2 separate regions of the Homo sapiens genome follow, and region 2 is linked to region 1. Evidence: chromatin loops called from intact Hi-C (ENCODE). Cell type or tissue: heart right ventricle. All regions are shown on one strand. Links, peaks and the distances in the headings refer to the core of each region. The heading gives the core; the rest is flanking DNA.

Evidence for each region. Hi-C counts contacts between places; a loop is a spot of excess contacts. Peaks named below come from ENCODE experiments on the same cell type or tissue, not always from the same donor. Only the 100,000 strongest peaks of a DNase experiment are listed, where the experiment ranks them.
Region 2: it touches region 1 in a loop (6-fold over the local background); 50 of 110 quality-filtered maps call a loop at or near these places.

What each region holds. Positions count from the first base shown.
Region 1 is chr5:113,338,329-113,343,328 of GRCh38, reverse strand. It overlaps MCC (MCC regulator of Wnt signaling pathway), which reads left to right. Exons shown (of 19, transcript NM_001085377.2): 3 at 2,599-2,810. It overlaps LOC124901045 (a long non-coding RNA gene), which reads right to left. Exons shown (of 3, transcript XR_007058904.1): 3 at 3,564-5,000. Among named protein-coding and RNA genes, the nearest start is that of TSSK1B, 94 kb to the left of the region's middle. In heart right ventricle, for the core only: no CTCF peak of the experiment used is centred there; a DNase peak (open chromatin) is centred at 2,650; H3K27ac peaks cover 342 bases.
Region 2 is chr5:113,600,014-113,613,108 of GRCh38, reverse strand. No RefSeq gene overlaps it. Among named protein-coding and RNA genes, the nearest start is that of YTHDC2, 93 kb to the right of the region's middle. In heart right ventricle, for the core only: a CTCF peak has its summit at 6,373 (motif pointing right); a DNase peak (open chromatin) is centred at 6,422; H3K4me3 peaks cover 471 bases.

The sequences.
Region 1 (5,000 bases), core at 1-5,000:
TAGTGACAGAATTGCCTGCTTTGATACAAAACAGTTGATGCATCCCAGCTATAAAGGCACTGTATAAAAAGAATGTTGGGTTAGACCGACTGGAGAGGATCAGTAGAGCCAGAACAGTAAGGGGAAACCATCTGAAGACAGTTTTCCTATTCACATTGATTAAATTCATCAATACCTGATAAGAGGAGACTGGACATTCATATCAGAACTCACTGTACACAAACTGCAGTTTGCTGTATGTAATTATTCTCAAGTAAATTATAGAGTAATCTGTATATGTTCTCATTTCATAGTACAAACTGGATCATTTTGTGTCCTTTTTTTTGTCATTAAAAGCCATGTATTAAAGACCTACCAGAATGAGATCTTTGCAGGCAGGGACTATAATTTCTCATGCTTACTGCTATATCCCCAGGACCCAGTACACGTCCTGTGCATAGACCGTTGTTTGTGTTGTGGCTGCCTAGGCCTTTTGAGCACCCTTCTGTTTAGGAAATGTCTCACCTTATCAATACTACCTCTCTAAAGTAAAACCAGAAAACACATTTACCCAGCTTTCCTTGCAGCTAGAGGCATGCAGCCTAGGCTTCACCAACCAGATGCACCCACAAGACATTTCCATTCTGAAGTGAACAACACAAGGAAACAGGTTTACCTCAAATCTATTTTTTTCTGGAAAGAGTGACAACTCAAGCATCAGGCTTTCTCCTCCAGGAAGCTTTCCCTGAACATTCCCCATTCATCTCCAGATGGACTGAGTTAGATATCCTTCCTTTAGTTCTACTTTTTCATTGCACTTTCCCATTTGTATTATAACTATTAGCATGTTTTATTACCTTCTAATCGTCTGTAATAATTAAGGTAATACTAGCTGCTCTAATCAACAAACCAAAAGTATGTAGTGAATCAAAAACAATGGAAGTTCCTTAAAGAACTAAAAGTAGATCTACCACTTGATCCAGCAATCCCACTCCTGGTTATCTACCCAGAGGGAAGTGTCATTATATGAAAAAGATACTTGCACATACATGTTTATACCAGCACAATTCGCTATTGCAAAAATATGGAACCAGACCAAATGCCCATCAATCAATAACTGGATAAAGAAAATGTGGTATATATACATCATGAAATACTATTCAGCCATAAAAAGGAACAAAATAATGGCATTCACAGCAACCTGGATGGAATTGGAGACCATTATTCTAAGTGAAGTAACTCAGGAATGGAAAACCAAACATCATATGTTCTCACTCATAAGTGGGAGCTAAGCTATGATGACTCAAAGGCATAAGAGTGACACAGTGGACTTTGGGGACTTGGGGGAAAGTGTGAGTGGGGGGGTGAGGGATAAAAGACTACACATTGGGCACAGCGTACACTGTTCGGGTGATGGGTGCACCAAAGTCTTAGAAATCACCACTAAAGAACTTATTCATGTAACCAAACACCACCTGTTCCCCAAAAACCTATGAAATAAAAAACATGTAAAAAAAAGTTTTCTTTTCTAATCATGTTAGGGCAAAATAGGGTACTTAGGATGAGCAGACACCTCTTCTGCAAGTGATGATTCTGGAATCCAGGCATCTTCCATCTACCTTGTGGCTCCACCATCTGTACCACATGGTTTCCAAGGGTACCATTCCCATCTGAACCAGGCCAGAAGGCAAAGGGCATGGAGAATCACACACTGTGGGGCTTTATAAGCAAGGTCCAGCAGTGATGCTTATCATTTCTGTTCATATTCTATTGCCCAGAACTCAGCTTCATTGCTATCCCTAACTGGAAAATACAGTCTAGCTTCCTTCAGGTAAGAGTACATCAACAGTAGAAAGTCATGATACTGTCGGTTGCAGTGGCTCACACCTGTAATCCTAGCATTTTGGGAGGCCAAGGCAGGAGGATTTCTTGAACCCAGGAGTTCAAGACCAGCCTGGGCAACATAGTATAGAAATGAGGTCTACAAAAAAAATTTTTTTTAATGAGGCAGGAGGATCACTTGACCCAGGAGGTTGAGGCTACAATGAGCCGTGATCACAACACTGCACTCCCACCTGGATGACAGAACAAGACCCTGCCTCAAAAAAAGAAAGAAAGAAAGAAACAGAGAAAGAAAGAGAGACAGAGAGGAAGGAAGGAAGGAAGGAAAGGAAGGAAGGAAGGAGAAAAAGAGAGTCATGATAAAGTGCCATATGTTAACTTCCTGTCATTCTTCTTGCTTCCTTTTTCCTCAGTTGGGAGAAAGAATGACCAGTGCTAAGGCTAATGTAGTAGCCCTGTGCAAATCACAGATGTGACTCTGATCTGGATTCCCTTTACTTGGCTCTCCAGTGCTTTTTTTGCTAAGCATTTCTGTTTAGGGAGCACATATTCATGGGACAGTTGTTTTTGAATGCTTTGCCTGAAATTGCTTTTATCTCCAGGCTCCCCATGTGTCAGTTTGAAAGAGAAAGCGCTTAGCATGCAGCCTGGGCATCACATGTGTTCTGAGATGCTGGCACATGGAAGGCTTAGGAGGTTCCAAATCATTGCCTATTGGCCACCCACAGGCTAATGAAGGAAATGTCTTTTCATTTTCTCTGCTTCTCTCGGACTTAGGTGCCTTATCAGCAGCCAGGGAGAGCTGGGAATACGACTCTGGTGCCAGGGACCTCCAGAGCCCGGATGTGCAGAGCCAGTCAGCCCTCCAGAAGCTGCTCGAGTATGGCGGAAGCTCTTTGCATCAGCAGGCTGCTCTCCACAAACTGCTCACACAGTCCCCGCACATTGGCAACTCTGTAGGAGGAAGCTATCTAGAGCTGGCCAACACAGTGAGTACTTTTTGGTTCATGGAATACATATTTCGGCCTGTCTGTATTCCAATACAAATATTTTAATTTTGTGCTCCAGGGGACATATCGGGTATTGTCTTCTTTATTGCGGTAAATATTGTACCATTTCCAGCATTGCCAGTAATGTTTAGTGTTCCAAAGTTGCCAGCACTTAGGGACTTCACTCTCATGGAGACCAGAGTAGACTCCTAAAAGGTGTTTTGATTAAGGCTGTAACTTGCACAGGTTTAATTACTAGAAGATGCACAACAGCTCTTCCATAACTAGACTACTTCTATGGTTCTAGACATTACAAATTAATAGGATATACTTGCTTCTGTTTCCTAATTTGGACTTTACTTATTTGGAAAACAAAAAGGAAAATATTGCATTGAAGGTTTCTTGTTTCTGGTTATACTTTAAGAGTATTTTCTGTTGAAAACTGTGGGACAACTTAGAAGGCCATTATGTGTAATTTACCTTCCTTTTTCCTTCAAGGTGAGTCACTACAAAGCGACCTTTGGGCAAAGAGCTATTGTCTTCTCTTCTAAGTCAGGGCTGCCAAATGAGGCGGGTGGCCGATGGCCTGGCCATTTTGGGTGACATGCAGACAGTACAAATTGAGATTGCTATGCAGCCACTGTGGGAAAGGTCTAAAAGCCTACCTGGCTTTTTGAAACTGAAGTTCAAATGGTAGACTAAGCATCTCAATAACCTTGACTTATGCATATTTACAGTCTGCTTTGATGTAGACCAGTGGTTTTCAAACTCTGTGTTTGAGGCACACTTTCTAATTCTGACACTTTTGGTGGGATGTTTGAAGGAACTAGCAATTGTAAATATGGCAACAATAATTAAAATACAATCATCAGAAAAATCCCAATTAAATGACAGTCTACAAAATACGTAACCAAAACTCCTCAAAACTGTCAAGGTTATCAAAAACAAGGAAAGTCTAATAAAGAGAAACTGTCCAGCTAAGAGAAGCCTAAGAAAATACGACAACTAAATGGAATGCATATCCTCAATGGGATCCTGGATCAGAAAAAAAGGACATTACAGTAAAACACACATGCACGCACACACACACACACACACACACACACACACTAAGGAAGCCTAGATAAAATATGGACTTTAGTTAATAATAGTGTGTCAACATCAGTTTATTATGACTAGTATACCAAAATAATGTAAGATGTTAATAAGTAGGAAAAACTATTTGTGGGGTATATGATTACTCTCTCTCCTGTCTTTGCAAATTTTGTCTAAAACTATTTGTTTTTTTTTTTGAGATGGAGTTTCGCTCTTGTTGCCCAGGCTGGAGTGCAATTGCGCAGTCTTGGCTCACTGCAACCTCCGCCTTCCAGGTTCAAGCAATTCTCCTGTCTCAGCCTCTCAAGTAGCTGGGATTACAGGTACCTGCCACACCTGGCTAATTTTTGTATTTTTTTTTTTTAGTAGAGACAGGGTTTTCACCATGTTGGCCAGGCTGGTCTCGAACTCCTGACCTCAAGTGATCCACCCGCCTTAGCCTAAAACTATTATAAAATAAAAAATTTATTAAAAACATATAAACATGCACAGTCACTGCTAGGGTATGATAATGTCTCATAAAATCTGTAAAAACATTCATAGTTATTGCACTGTTTGTCACTTGGCCACACTTCAAGGACATTCTTGCACAGTTTGAGTAGAACTCTAACTATCCTAATCTTGCCCTCCTATGTGCTCAGGAGATTAGGCGATTATCAGTGAATATGTCATCTTTCTCTGGCATAGGCCTGGACTTAGGCTATGCCTGCTTCAAATAATTTGCAGCAAGTTGAACCCTCCTCTGTACTATATCAGCTCAGCCTTTTCTCAAGACAGACATTGCCATAACAGGATGGGTTATAGCAGAAATCAGTGTTAAACAGAGATCAAAATTTGATGGTACCTTCTCTGGAGGGTTCCAGGTTCATGGCCGACCAGTTTTCTGCAGCAAATCTGCTATTGAAAACTGTGGGAGTTGGCTGTTTCCTATCTCTGTATGACTCTGTGGTTCCCAGCTTCTCCAGTAACCTCCTGGACTGATTTCTGTTCTCCTGTCTCTCCTGATTGGAGGCCAGCTCAGCCCTTGGGGTTCCCACAGCCAGGTTCTCTAAGTTGGCTCTTCAGGGGAGTCAAGGCACAGAGAGCTCTCACATA
Region 2 (13,095 bases), core at 4,139-9,138, 270 kb before region 1:
AAGTGCTAGCAGCACCACACATGTGGGCAGCTCACCCCAAGGGAAGAATCAAGGTAAAAGGGAGGCAAGACACTGGCAGCATATAAAACCCTAAGTCCAAGGTCAAACAGGGCACTTTACCTCCAACATTCCCACTTGACCCTCTTCCAAGTGTACTTTACTTTCTTTTCATTCCTGCTCTGAAACTTGCCTTGGTCTTTTCTTCTGCCTTATGCCCCTTAGTTGAATTCTTTCTTCTGAGGAGTCAAGAACTGAGGCTGCTGCAGACCCACACAGATTATCCAACAGTAACTGTGATATTCACCATTGATAACAAGACTTTTGCCTCAGTCACTCATTCCTGTTATCATAATACGTACATCTATATAGGGTTACCTTTGGCCCTCAAAATAACATACTGCACTTAAGAAATGTCTAAAGCTAACCAGGAAAGGGGAGAGGGGAGGCTTATGTCAGAGAAAAGCGGCTTTCTTTGCAAACTCTTCCCTAAGTAAAGCTCTCTTTAGCATTATCAGGATCCCAAGAGAAGGATCAGATTTTCAGTCATGGTCAGTTTTAACTGAAATATATGTGTCTCAGAGCCAAAGGCATCTAAAGTCCACAACCAGCACCACCCCCAGTCTCTCAGCTAGCCAGAGGTGCATCCTAAAGTGATTTGGGGTTGAAAGAGGAGAGCCCAGACTCCAGGTGCTCCTTCCCCTCAGGGCATCCTTTCCATTTTTTCAAAGGGGTTTTTTTTCCAGTCAAGGCTCTCTCTTAAACTTTTGGGAACGCAGTTCCTCATGTGTAAGACAAGGAGAAGGAATATGCAGTTTCTAAAATTCCTTCCTTCCCTCAAATGGTTTTGAAGAGGTTTCGTTTAAACCACTGAGCTATTTCAATTCATATCAATGAAGCTTATGATTGGTGCATGAAAACACGTACAATATCACCATCTAGCGGATAAAAGGTAGTAATACTAGTGACAATTAATGCAGACAAATGAGTGAACTTTCAAAAGGAGAAAGCAATTATATAGAACTTTCCAGAGAGTATTTCTCAATTTTTTGTAGATTGTAGACCTCTTGGAGAAGTTATGGACCCTCCCACCGCCAAAAATGCGAAATGCATATACCTCAAATTTCTGCACACAATTTTAGACAATATATGACCCTTGAATCATATGCATGGGCCACAGTTTAACAACTTCCACTTTATACATTATTTCAATCACTAGGCAAATGAAAAAGGATCCTATAATCAGCAGGGATCAGTAAATGCTGTAGCACATCTATTGTCTTTAAAAAAAAAAATCTAACCATAATTGAAACCCCTTTCCTATTGTGGAGGTTACTGCATTGTATCAGGGTTGGTGAGAAGTAGGGTTCTACCTGACATGGCAGAAGAGGCCTGCCTGATTTTCTTTGGCCAGAAAAGCACCCGCTTATCTGGTCATTTGCTCCAATCAGACTTTGATTCTTGAAAGGGTGGTGCAAAGATAGAGGGAAGGATGAAAAGTGTTTGAAGAGCTCTATAGTGTCTAATGGCAGCAAAGCCAGGGATAAGGTCCTGGCCTGACCCTTCCTTGGCTAAAATTCCATCTTCCCACACCCCTGCCTATTTCAATATCTAGTTCTTCAATCTCGTTAATTCTGTGAATGGCTTGACATCCTTCCAATAAGTCCCTTTACTGCTTAGCTCAGAATTAATTTACAATGAACTTTTTGATTGACACACATACCAAATTCTTAAAGATGACCAGAAAGATAACTGCCATTAAATATAACATATTTTATCATTAGAATTTTTTGACATCTCACACAATTTTGGAACATATATTAACATTATCCACTAAAATATAACCTGAAGATGATTTAACATCATTTTGGCAATCTCATATACCTAAACCTGTTAAATAATCCTGTTTTTCTCTCTTTTCTGGACACTCCAGGGTCCCTTCTGGAGCCTCCGAAAAGCCAAGTATCACGAAAGACAATTTTGAAACTGAGGTTTGATTTTGGAAAACCTGGTAAATATGTTACAGGTTTAAAATATTGATGTTATGAAATAGAATTCTAGACTACCATAAATTTATTTATTTTGCCAAAATGATGACTCAAAAATTTTAAAAAGGCAAAAACCTTTCATTAGCCTTTACTATTACATGAAAATCCTGTTCAAAGCCAAATTTTACCCTTGCATTAGTTTATTAACGTTAACCCAAATTTTTTGGTAAAGCCTCATAGACAATTCCATCTAATTTTAACCATTTTGACCATGAGGTAAAATTTTTACAAACCTTTTATAACCTTTCTGCTAAAAGGCAGACTAGTTTATTAAGACAAACTTGCTGTATTTTTATTTCAATCCTCAATTTATGAAAAGACCATATAATACCCTTTTGTATTACCCTTTTGAATTTAGTTAATGTTTACACACAGGATTTTTTTGCAAGATTAATTTTACAATATTTCCACAACTTGCTTAAACATTCAGATGTATCTTATCTAATTTAAGACAATCCTTTATTCCTAGGTGAAATTTACATTTCCATGCCTTCTTATAATCTTCTACTAAAGACACATTTTACTGCTTTTACACACCTCATACGTAAATCTATTTTTAGTGGTTTAAGTTACATGTTATAATGATAACTTTTAGCAGTTTTTAACTTTAATGTGAAACCTGGTAAGTTGTTTTGATTATGTACTAGACACAGATAAAGTCACTTTTTCCAGCATAGTTAGGGGTGTGGTTAATTTTGTACGTCCCCAGGCCTTACCAAATTGTAAAGCAGGCAGCTTACAGTCTTGAAACATTTATCAAACCTAGTATCAGACTTATATGATGTAGACCACCCATTTGCATTTTGATGACATTTATATTTTACCAATAATCCCTAAGATTATTTTTATTTCTTAAACATTAAAGCCACTTGCACTGAAAGGCATTATAGCTTTTATATTTGCTTTAAAAAATACTTGATTTAAATGTGTATTTTTCTTTGAGCCAATCAATTAGAGCTGTTTTATAGACATTACACACAACACATATTTAGCTATACAGACAGACAGAAGATTCAGTACTTGTAAGATTTTTCATTTGCCAGTTTCTTAACTGAATTACTGGCTTCAGGGTAGAGCCCTTGGAGGAACAGGGCTAGGAAAGCACTCATTTCTAGGGTCTAATAAGCAGGCACAGCTGAAGGCAAAGACAGATCCCCAAAATTAAGGGTGCCATTTTATACTGGATCCTGGATCCCCAAAAGGAGAGAAATACTATAGAAGAAGATAGTGCAGTGCTTCTACCATGCATTTTATTGCAAGGCAAAGCAAAGCCAATAAGCCTATTTTGTAATCAGCCCATCCCCCATGGGAGTCTCATCTCTTAGTGGGGGTAGGGATGTTTCCATATCTTCCAGGTGGTCAACAGCGTGCTTCTCTGATCCAAATGTGCAAAGAGTCAAGTATCCCTCCATAACTACTAGTAGCCATCCCTTAAAGTATATTTCCTACCTCGTTAGTACACACCAAAGGTCTCTCTAATGTGAAGCAATTTCTGATACTCCCCAAACTCTAAACCGTCAGATAACACAATGCAAAATAGAACAGAGCCTTTCATTTTGAGAGGGATTTATCCGCTTTTAATTCTGGGATTTCATGAGGAAAACAGAGGTTTTTTTCCAAAACAGGGTCTCTGGCATCTCCTCTGTTTTTCCAAAGGAATTCCAGGCTACCAAAAGTTATCTTAGGCCATCTCATGTGTGCATTAAGAGTGGCAAGACAGGCTGGGTGCAGTGGCTCATGCCTGTAATCCTAGCACTTTCACAGGCCAAGGCACATGGATTGCCTGAGCTCAGGAGTTTGAGACCAGCCTGGGCAACTCGGTGAAACCCCGTCTCTACTAAAATACAAAAAATTAGCTGGGCATGCTGGCATGCGCCTGTAGTCCCAGCTACTTGGAAGGCTGAGACAGGAGAATTGCTAGAACCTGGGAGGCAGAGGTTGCAGTGAGCCGAGATCGTGCCACTGCACTCCAGGCTGGGTGACAGCGTAAGACTCTGTCTCAAAAAAAAAAAAAAAAAAAAAAAAAAGAGTGGCAAGACAAAAAATGGAGAAAAATAATTCAGTCAACTGAGAATAAAAACCTTTTTCCAGAAAAACAAGACCCAAGAAAAGAAAAACGTATAGGCCTTTAAAATATACCTGTAGCTTGAATATCCACTTTTAATTAAGCTGAGCTCTCTTTAAGAAAATCATTTAAGATATCTTGTTACTCAACATTAGCCACACCAAGTGGTTAAGATTTTTGGCTTTTGAACTTTACCAAAAGTAACCTCACAGGTGAAACCAATAAGCCTCCATTAGGTTATGACTTAACTGCAAGTGTATGAGGTATTCTCAAAGGGGCGGTAAGCAACTTTTGAAACTGTCATTGCAAAATGACTGAGACGGTAAAAGAGGTCCAACCCAACCAACTCCATCTTGCTTCCAGCCCCCAAGCTGTCCTTGCCCATCCCTAGGCATAGGCCAAACCAACTCTGGGAGGAGCCTAGTTTACAGTTTATAGCCTAAAACAAAGATGATAGCAACTCCTTCCCAAAATAAGCCTCCCTCTTGTCTGGGCACTAGACCAAGAAACTAGCCACAAGATTAGAAACCATGGCTCAGGAGTCGTGCAGCTGGAAGCTGCAAGATTCTGACCCTCCCTAAACTGCTCCCAAGATCAGTGCTCAAGATACTTGGCAAACCCTGCCCTTGATGGATCAGCTGGCACCACCCAGATTGACAAACTGGCTCATCTGATTTTGTAGCCCCCACTCAGGAAGTGACTCAGCACAAGAAGACAGCCACCACTGTAGAATGGCAGAGACTAAAACAAAATATTGCCACGTAGTCACAGCTCATGTTCCCAAGGACATAAAACAAGATGGAGGCCTGCAGCAAACTTCATCACCGATCATTTTGTAGGGCTGGCTTGAACAGCAGGTTTATGAGGTCCCAGTCCTAAGGCACCCTTTCTTTTGACAGAACCATGCAGAAAGACATGCAAAGCACACCAGATTGACGACAGCTTAAGACCAACTACACAAATCCTTTTTCATTAATTAAAACTTAACAGAGAATGTAATCAGTGATCCTTATTATCCCTTTTACCAGTTTGCCCAGAGACAGAGAGGCCAAAAGCCCAACTGGTTAAAAAAAAACTTTTACCGTTTTGCTGGCATGTCAGCTTCTGGGTTCCCTGCTCCTGAGCTCAACTCTAAGCGATGCACTTTAAGGTTTGGGGAACTTGACATTTCTCTGTTTGGAGGAACATTATAAAAGAAGGAATAGGAGCCATTTTAAACTGTGAAAGAAGGAAGGAGAAATACCATAGAAAAGTCTAGCGGTTTGGGTAGTAGAACTGGAGGAGCTGACATGTGGATGGGGGGCAGGAAGGGCCACAGCATCTGGAAGTTGCATTCGAGGGTTGCATTCAAGGGTTTCCTGAGGGTTTGTTTCTCTAATTTTGGGGAATCATTTTCTTTGGGCCCTCCTGATATGACTGGTAAAAAAGCTGAGTTGATTGTGCAACACTTGCAAAGTTCTAGTAAGAAGGCCATGCCCTTGTGCATAAGAAAGTGACCCACTTTTTCTTTAAAATCTAGTGTCAAAGGAGTCCCAGTGCTTCAGAACACATTCCAGAGGAATTCAGGCTGAAGATGGTCTGTTACCTATCTAGAAAGAGAAGCAAGAAAAACGTATGCCTTTAGTCTCCTTCCTTTCCTTTGAAATGGCCCAAGGTAGAGGGAAAGACAGTGGAGGCATCCCCCCACCTGTTTTCCCTCCCTAGTTCCCTGAGCCCTGGCATTTATTAAATGTGCCACCCATGGTTGCAGGCATGACCCTCAGCATGGAACCAAAGGAACTAAGCGATTTGGGATTATGTTCACTCTTGTGACTTTAGTCCTCCACTTGTGATATCCCTTTGATTTCCTGGACTCATCTGGCCCGTGTGGCTCCCAGAAAGATGGATCTCAGGAAAAACTACATAATAGTTTCATGTGAGCAAGACCCATTTAATGGAGGGAGTGTACTAGATTAAACTCTATATCCTGCTATTATGGCCCATGCTAAAGCACTTACCCTTAGAGAATGGTTCCGGTGAACTTCCAGACATAAAATCTTCTTACTATTTAAGTATCGTTTTAATGGGAGGTAGAATATGTGCCTTAAAAGAACGTAGGGACCGAATGGCCATTTTCCTGCTGATGGGACGGTATCGAGACTAAAATTTGATTTTAGAGGATTTTTTCCTCCTCATTGCTGAAGGGAGAGTTTTTCCATTTACAGAAGCGCATAAAGCCTGGTCTCTAGTAGAGAGGTGCCAAAAGGGAGGAGATTTCTATTCCACTAGGTGGTGCTGTTGACCTTGAAATGCCATGTGCCCTCCAGCCCAAGGGCGGAGAAATGCTCACAGTGGTGGGGCGGGGGAGTGGTGGAGACCCTCAGTTCCTAGAAAAATCACAAAAACGACATTCCCTTGAGCTATATTCCTGGTTACTGCAGCATCCTACATTTCCTGATCTTGCCTAATAGGATTACTTCCCTGAACTGTAAAAATTCCCACCACATTGCATACAGAGAGAGGAGACATGGCAGTCGCAGACAGGAAAGGAGGAAATTATGATAAGTAAAGCTGGAGATCCTGTTGCCGATGCCTGATTGAGCAGTTGGAGGCGGGTCAGTCCAGAAGCCTTCAGATAACACCAGGGTGTAGACCTGGCCAGAAATCCTCCAGGACTTATTCCAGCCCCATGCAATGGCTAGGTTTCCATGAAGGGAAATCAGTTCAAAACACAGCCAAAATGCCCAGAATGGAGGCCGACAGCCTTGAAATGAAAGGATGTCCCAGATGGGGCCCCAAAATGAAGCGGCGACATTGTCTGGGATAAATACCCGAGGTTCGTTGTTTCACGCCAAGGGATTCAAGGACATGGACACACAAGTAGAGAGTTTAAGAGCAGAGGTTTAATACGTAAAAGAAAAAGAGAATAGCTCTCTATTCTGCACAGAGAGAGGGGCACCCGAGTGGGTCTTCCAGTTTTGTGATGAAATAAACGGGGTTTTGTAGATGAGCTTGAGGAGGTGGTGTCTGATTTATATAGGAGGAGGTGGTGTCTGATTTACATAGGGCCCAAGAGATTGGTAGAACCAGTTGTTATGTTTGCATGGGGTTCAAGGAAGCTGCCCATCCCACCCTAATCTTTTATTGTGCAGATGGGCTCTCTACCTGGCCAGCGCCATGTTGTCTGTTCCTTACTGTACACGTGGTTCACAAAGGGAAGATGGAGCCACCATGTTGAACATGACTGGCCCCCAGGTAGCCTTTCTCTACTGGCACAGCTGCTGGTATTTACCTATGCAAGATTTTAGCTTGCTTAGTTATGCTTGCAGCTTGATTTTTCAGGCTGCTTTTTGTTAGAAAAGAAATGATTTGGGGGCTGCTTTTACAAAAAGGAAAGCTTACTGAGGACTTTCTTACCCTATCTGCCTAAATAATTTCCAACTCCTGTATCGAAACGACTGTACTTTTTCTACCACATTATCTTTGTGTCCTTGTGAAAAAAAATCAGTTGCCCATAGATGTTGAGTGTATTTCTGGACTTTCCATTACTTTCTACTGCTCTATGTGTCCACATTTATGTAAAAACCAGGTTGTTTTGTATACTAAAGTGTCTTAGTCTGTTTGTGTTGCTATAAAGGAATATCGGAGATGGTAATTTATTTTTTATAAAAAGGTTTATTTGGCTCATGATTCTGCAGGCTATACAAGAAGCATGGTGTCAGTATTTGCTTCTGGTGAGAGCTTCAGGCTGCTTCCACTCATGGCAGAAGGCAAAGGGGAGCCAGCTGTACAGAGATCACATGGCAAGCAAGAAAGCAAGAGAGAGGGGGATTAATCTATTCACATAGGATCTACCTTCATGACCCAAACACCTCCCATTAGGACCCATCTCCAACACTGGAAACCAAATTTCAACATCAGATTTGGAAGGGGTCAAACAAACTATATCCAAACTATAGCATAAAGCTTTGTTAAGTCTTGAATTAGATAAAAATTAAGTATGGGCCCTCTAAAGTTGTACTTTTTCCATTGTTTTGGCTATGCTAAGGTCCTTTACATTTCCATATAAATTTTGAAATCAGCTTGCCCATGTCTACAAAAAAGCCCACTTTTGTGATTCTGATGAATCTATAGATTTTGCAGAGAACTGACTTCTTAGCAATATTGAGTCTTCCAACCCATGAAAAAGTAAATCTTTGTTTTTTAGGTCATCTTTAATTTCTCTCAGCAACATTTTGTACATTTCAGTGTATAGGTTTTTCGTATCTTTTGTCAGTTATTCCTAAATATTTATCTTTTTTGATGCTTTGTAAATGGCATTTTTTCTTATTTTAACTTACAGTTGTTTGTTGCCAATATACAGAAATACAGCTGGGTTCTTGTATATTGATTTTGTATCCTGGAACCTTGTTAAACTCATTAATTAGTTCAAGTAGCTTTTGGTAGTGGGAAACTAATAATTTTCCCTGCCCCAGAATCTTTGTTGTGATAATATAACTTTGCTATTCCTTTGGAGAACCATTTCTTTTCTACTCTTGGTCCATGTGTTTGGGAAGACATTTAACAGAGACTAATTAGCACAGTGATTGGTGTAGAGACAATGGTGTACGTGACCAGTTCATCCAATGAAAGTAAATGCTGGAAGTTATGAGGAAGTCAATGGGAAAACATTGCTTTTTCTAGCTAGTTCAAAGTAGAATGTTACTGATTTCAAATTTAAGTCCATTGTGGTCAGAGAACACACTTTGTATGATTTGAATGCTTTTAAATTTATTGGGATTTGCTTTGTGGCCCACAACAGGTCTATCATAAGTATTATATGTGCACTTGAAAAGACTGTGTATTCTAATCCTGTTATGTGGTAAGTTCTATTAATGTTAATTAAGTCAAGTTGATGGATAGTGTTTTTCAAGCCTACTATTTTTTGCTGACTTTATGCTTACTTTTTCTAACAATTATTGAGAGACATTGAAATCTCTGACTATAATTGTCAACTTACCTATTTTTCCTTGCAGTTCTATCAATTTTCACTTAAGTCATTTTGAAGCTCTTTTATTATTAAGAGCATAAGCTTTTAGGATTATTATATCCATTGATCTTTTATTAAGTTACTGTCTTTATCCCAATTATATTCTTTGTTCTGAATTATCCTTTGTCTGACATTAATATAACCATTCTAGCTTTTTAAAAGTTAATATTAGCATGGCATAACTTCTTTCATTTTTTTAACATTTAACCTGTGTGTCTTTACATTTATGATTCATTTCTTGTAGGCATCATGTAGCTGGGTCTTGGTTTTTTATCCAATCTGACAAGCTCTCCCTTTTATTTGGAGTTTTTGGACCATTCCACTTAATATGATGTATTAGTCTGTTCTTACGCTGCTAATAAAGACATACCCAAGACTGGGTAATTTATAAAGAAAAAGAGGTTTAATGGACTCACAGTTCCACATGGCTGGGGAGGCCTCACAATCATGGTAGAAGGTGAAGGCAAAGGCAAGTCTTAACATGGCAGCAGGCAAGAGTGCCTGTGCAGGAAACTGCCCTTTATAAAACCATCAGATCTCGTGCAGCTGATTCACTATCATGAGAACAGCATGGAAAACCCACCCCCGTGATTCAGTTACCTCCCACCAGGTCCCTGCCATGACACACGAGGATTATGGAAGCTACAATTCAAGATGAGATTTAGGTGGGGACCCAGCCAAGCCATATCATAAGATTACTAATTTTTTCAGTTTGAGTCTATTGTCTGTTTTCTATTTTTGTTGTTGTCTTTGTCTCTATTTGTTATTTCCATTTGTTTTTTGTACCATTTTCCCTTTTTTGAAGTTTTGCAAGTCTGGTGGGAACAGGCACTATTTTTGGCCATTTATAAGCACCAGGCACTGTTTTCTTTAATCCTTTCAGATGGTTCTTTTCCTGACTTCAGGTAGTTTTTGCACGCATGCACTGATCAGCAGCTTGCTGAACACTCCAGAGGGACCCTCTGCAGAGAGTTGCGGTTTACTCTCTATGAAATTCTCTCATCTCTGGTCTTCTGTCTGTTCTAAGAGCTCTAGGTGCTTTGGTTTTCCCACTCTTAACTTTGTCTCCTCAACTCAAGAACTCAAGAACCAAATAAATACAGCCAAATGATTTTTTGACAAAGGTGCAAAGGCAATTCAAGAGAGAAAGGGTAGTCTTTTAAATAATAGTGATGGAACAATTGGACATTCATGTACATAAAAATGAACCTCAACCTATCTCATACTTTATCCAAAAATTAACTCAAAATGGATCATGAATCTAAATATAAAACTATAAAACTTTTAGAAAAAACAATGGAAGAAAACCTTCATAACTGGGGGTTAGGCAAAGAGTTCTCAGTATGACACCAACATCACTATCCATAAAAAAAGATATAGCTTATCAAAATTAAAAATTATAAAAAATGTTAAGGGAATGAAAAGACAAGCTACAAATAAAGTATTTTCAAGTCACATATCTGACAAAGGACCTGTATTCAGAATCTATAATGAACTCTCAAAACTAACAGTAAGAAAACAATTTTGAAATGGTCTAAAGACTTGGAGAGGAAATATAGGTGACTTACCCAAAGAGGATATATGGTTGACAAATAAGCACATGCAAAGATGTTCAACATTAGTGGCTATTAGAGAAATACCACTTAACCCCATGATCAGATACTATTGCACACCTAATAGAATGGTGAAAATAAAGAATACCGACAATAGTAACAGCTATCAACAATGTGAAACAACTGGACCTCTCTGACATTACTGGGAGGAATGCAAAATGATATAGCTATTCTCAAAAATAGTGAATACTATTCAGCAATAAAAGAAAATAAAATGAATTGTAGATATAAACAATAATTTGGATGAATCTCAAAGACATTATGCTAAGTGAAAAAGCCAGTCTCAAAAGGTTACATACTGTATGATTCTATCTATAGGACATTCTCAAGAAGACAAACCAAGAATGTCAGAGAACAGATCAGTGGTTGGCAGGGGTTAGGGGTCGGGGGGATGATGTAACTACAAAGGGGTAGCACAAGGGAATTTTTTAGGATGATGAAATTGCATCCTGATTGTGGTGAAGGTTACCTAAATTTGTACATGTGTTAAAATTCAAAGAACTGTCCATCTTTAAAAAAGTTCATTTTACTCTATTCATTTTAAAAGTTAAGATTTAAAAGAAAACTTTATAGTAAACTAATACTAAATGGTGACATCTAGTTGTCCAGATATTCTGAGAAGAGCAAAGTGAAGAGCTTCAGTGGGTCCCTGAGTCTGAAACATGCCTGGTATATTCAAGGAATAGTAAGCAGGTCAGTGTGGCTAAAGTAGGATGAGTAGGAAAGGAGAGTAGAGGACAGAAGGTCAGAGATAATGAGAGATCAGATTATGTAAGGACTTTGGCTTTTGAATTAAATAGGGAGCGACTGCAGGGTGTTGAGCAGAAAATATGAGATGAGCAGATTTAATGTTTTAAAAAGATCACTGTAACTCCTGTGTTGAAAATAGATTTGTGTAGGGGGAAGAGAAGAGGAGGTAGAAGAGGGAAGATATCTTAGGAGCTACTTCAGTAACCCAGGTAAGAATGACTGTTTGCGGCTCAGTACAGAATGGTTGTGACAGATGTTGTGAGAAACGGCTGGAGTCGAGATATAATTTAGAAGGTAGACTCAAGATACTTATTTTCTGATGGATTGAATTGAAAAATGAATTGAAAAGGAGTCCAGGATGACTTCAAGTTTTCTGGCCTGAGCAACCAAAAGATTTAAACCAGCATCAGTTAAAGGGAGGACAGCTTTGGGTAAATCAGGACGGGGGAAAGAATAGTTCAATTGTGAATATGCTGTTTGAGATTCTAACAGCCAAATGAAGATTTTACATTTGGCTGGAAAGATCAAGGTGCATCCAGTGGCCTTAGGCATACTGACTGCGCTGTGTGGTCCTTTTGGTTAACTGTGGAGAGTTCTGGAGCAGAATGGGGAATCTGTGTTCTGGGAAGCTCATTCCACACCAGAACTAAAAGGTTGTAGTCACTTGTAAGTTACCTGTTCAGTTGCGGTCTTTTATTCAGGAGTGAAGTTTATTTGATTTATTCATCAAGACTTTCTCTGTCTCAGGATATAAGATTTTAAATGGTGAAGAATGCATCTCTAAAAACAAATTCTTAAATGAATATGTCTTTCCTTATAGTACTCATTCAAGATTATTCTTTTCTCATTGTTTATCTTTGCTGTAGTTTTTAGAGTCAGGCTGAGTCGTTCAGTGAATAAAAGGTGTCAGTAGATACAAGGCTGCTGTAATCTAAGCTGCCCAGAGAATCAGAAGGAACAAATACGAATTGTGGATAGGGGTGGGAAATATACAAACTCACTGAAGAACAGTTTTAGACAAAGTACCAGATAAAATGAAAAATAATGGCAACTGACAAATTATGAAAATTAAGTTCTTGATTTAAGAAGCCAAAGAGTGGAAATAGCAATGAAATCTGACATCAGCTCCAGCTGCAAATCTTTATGTGCATATTATGAAATAAAAACGTCACAAGATGTCTCCTTCTGGCCCTTCCCATTCCCCCAAATAGAAATTAACAATAGTACTATTTTAGATTCCAGGTTTATACATAAACACATTATATATGTATAGCTCTGTTTCACAGCCTAATCCCATCCCAAATCCCAAACCCAAATATCTTCCGACTAGGTTGTTAACTAACAAATCTATATACAACTCTTCTCAAGAGATCAAAATACAATGACTCAATACTAGATCCAAGGGAATAGATTTCCCATAATGAATCTGTAGGCTTCAGAATAAGTAAACAAGGGAATGTCTAGAAATGAAAGCTTCTAATATTCCTTCATATTACATTCATCTGCCATTTTTTATTTTTTTTGAGATGGAGTCTCGCTCTGTTGCCCAGGCTGGAATGCAGTGGCACGATCTCGGCTCACTGCAACCTCTGCCTCCCAGGTTCAAGTGATTCT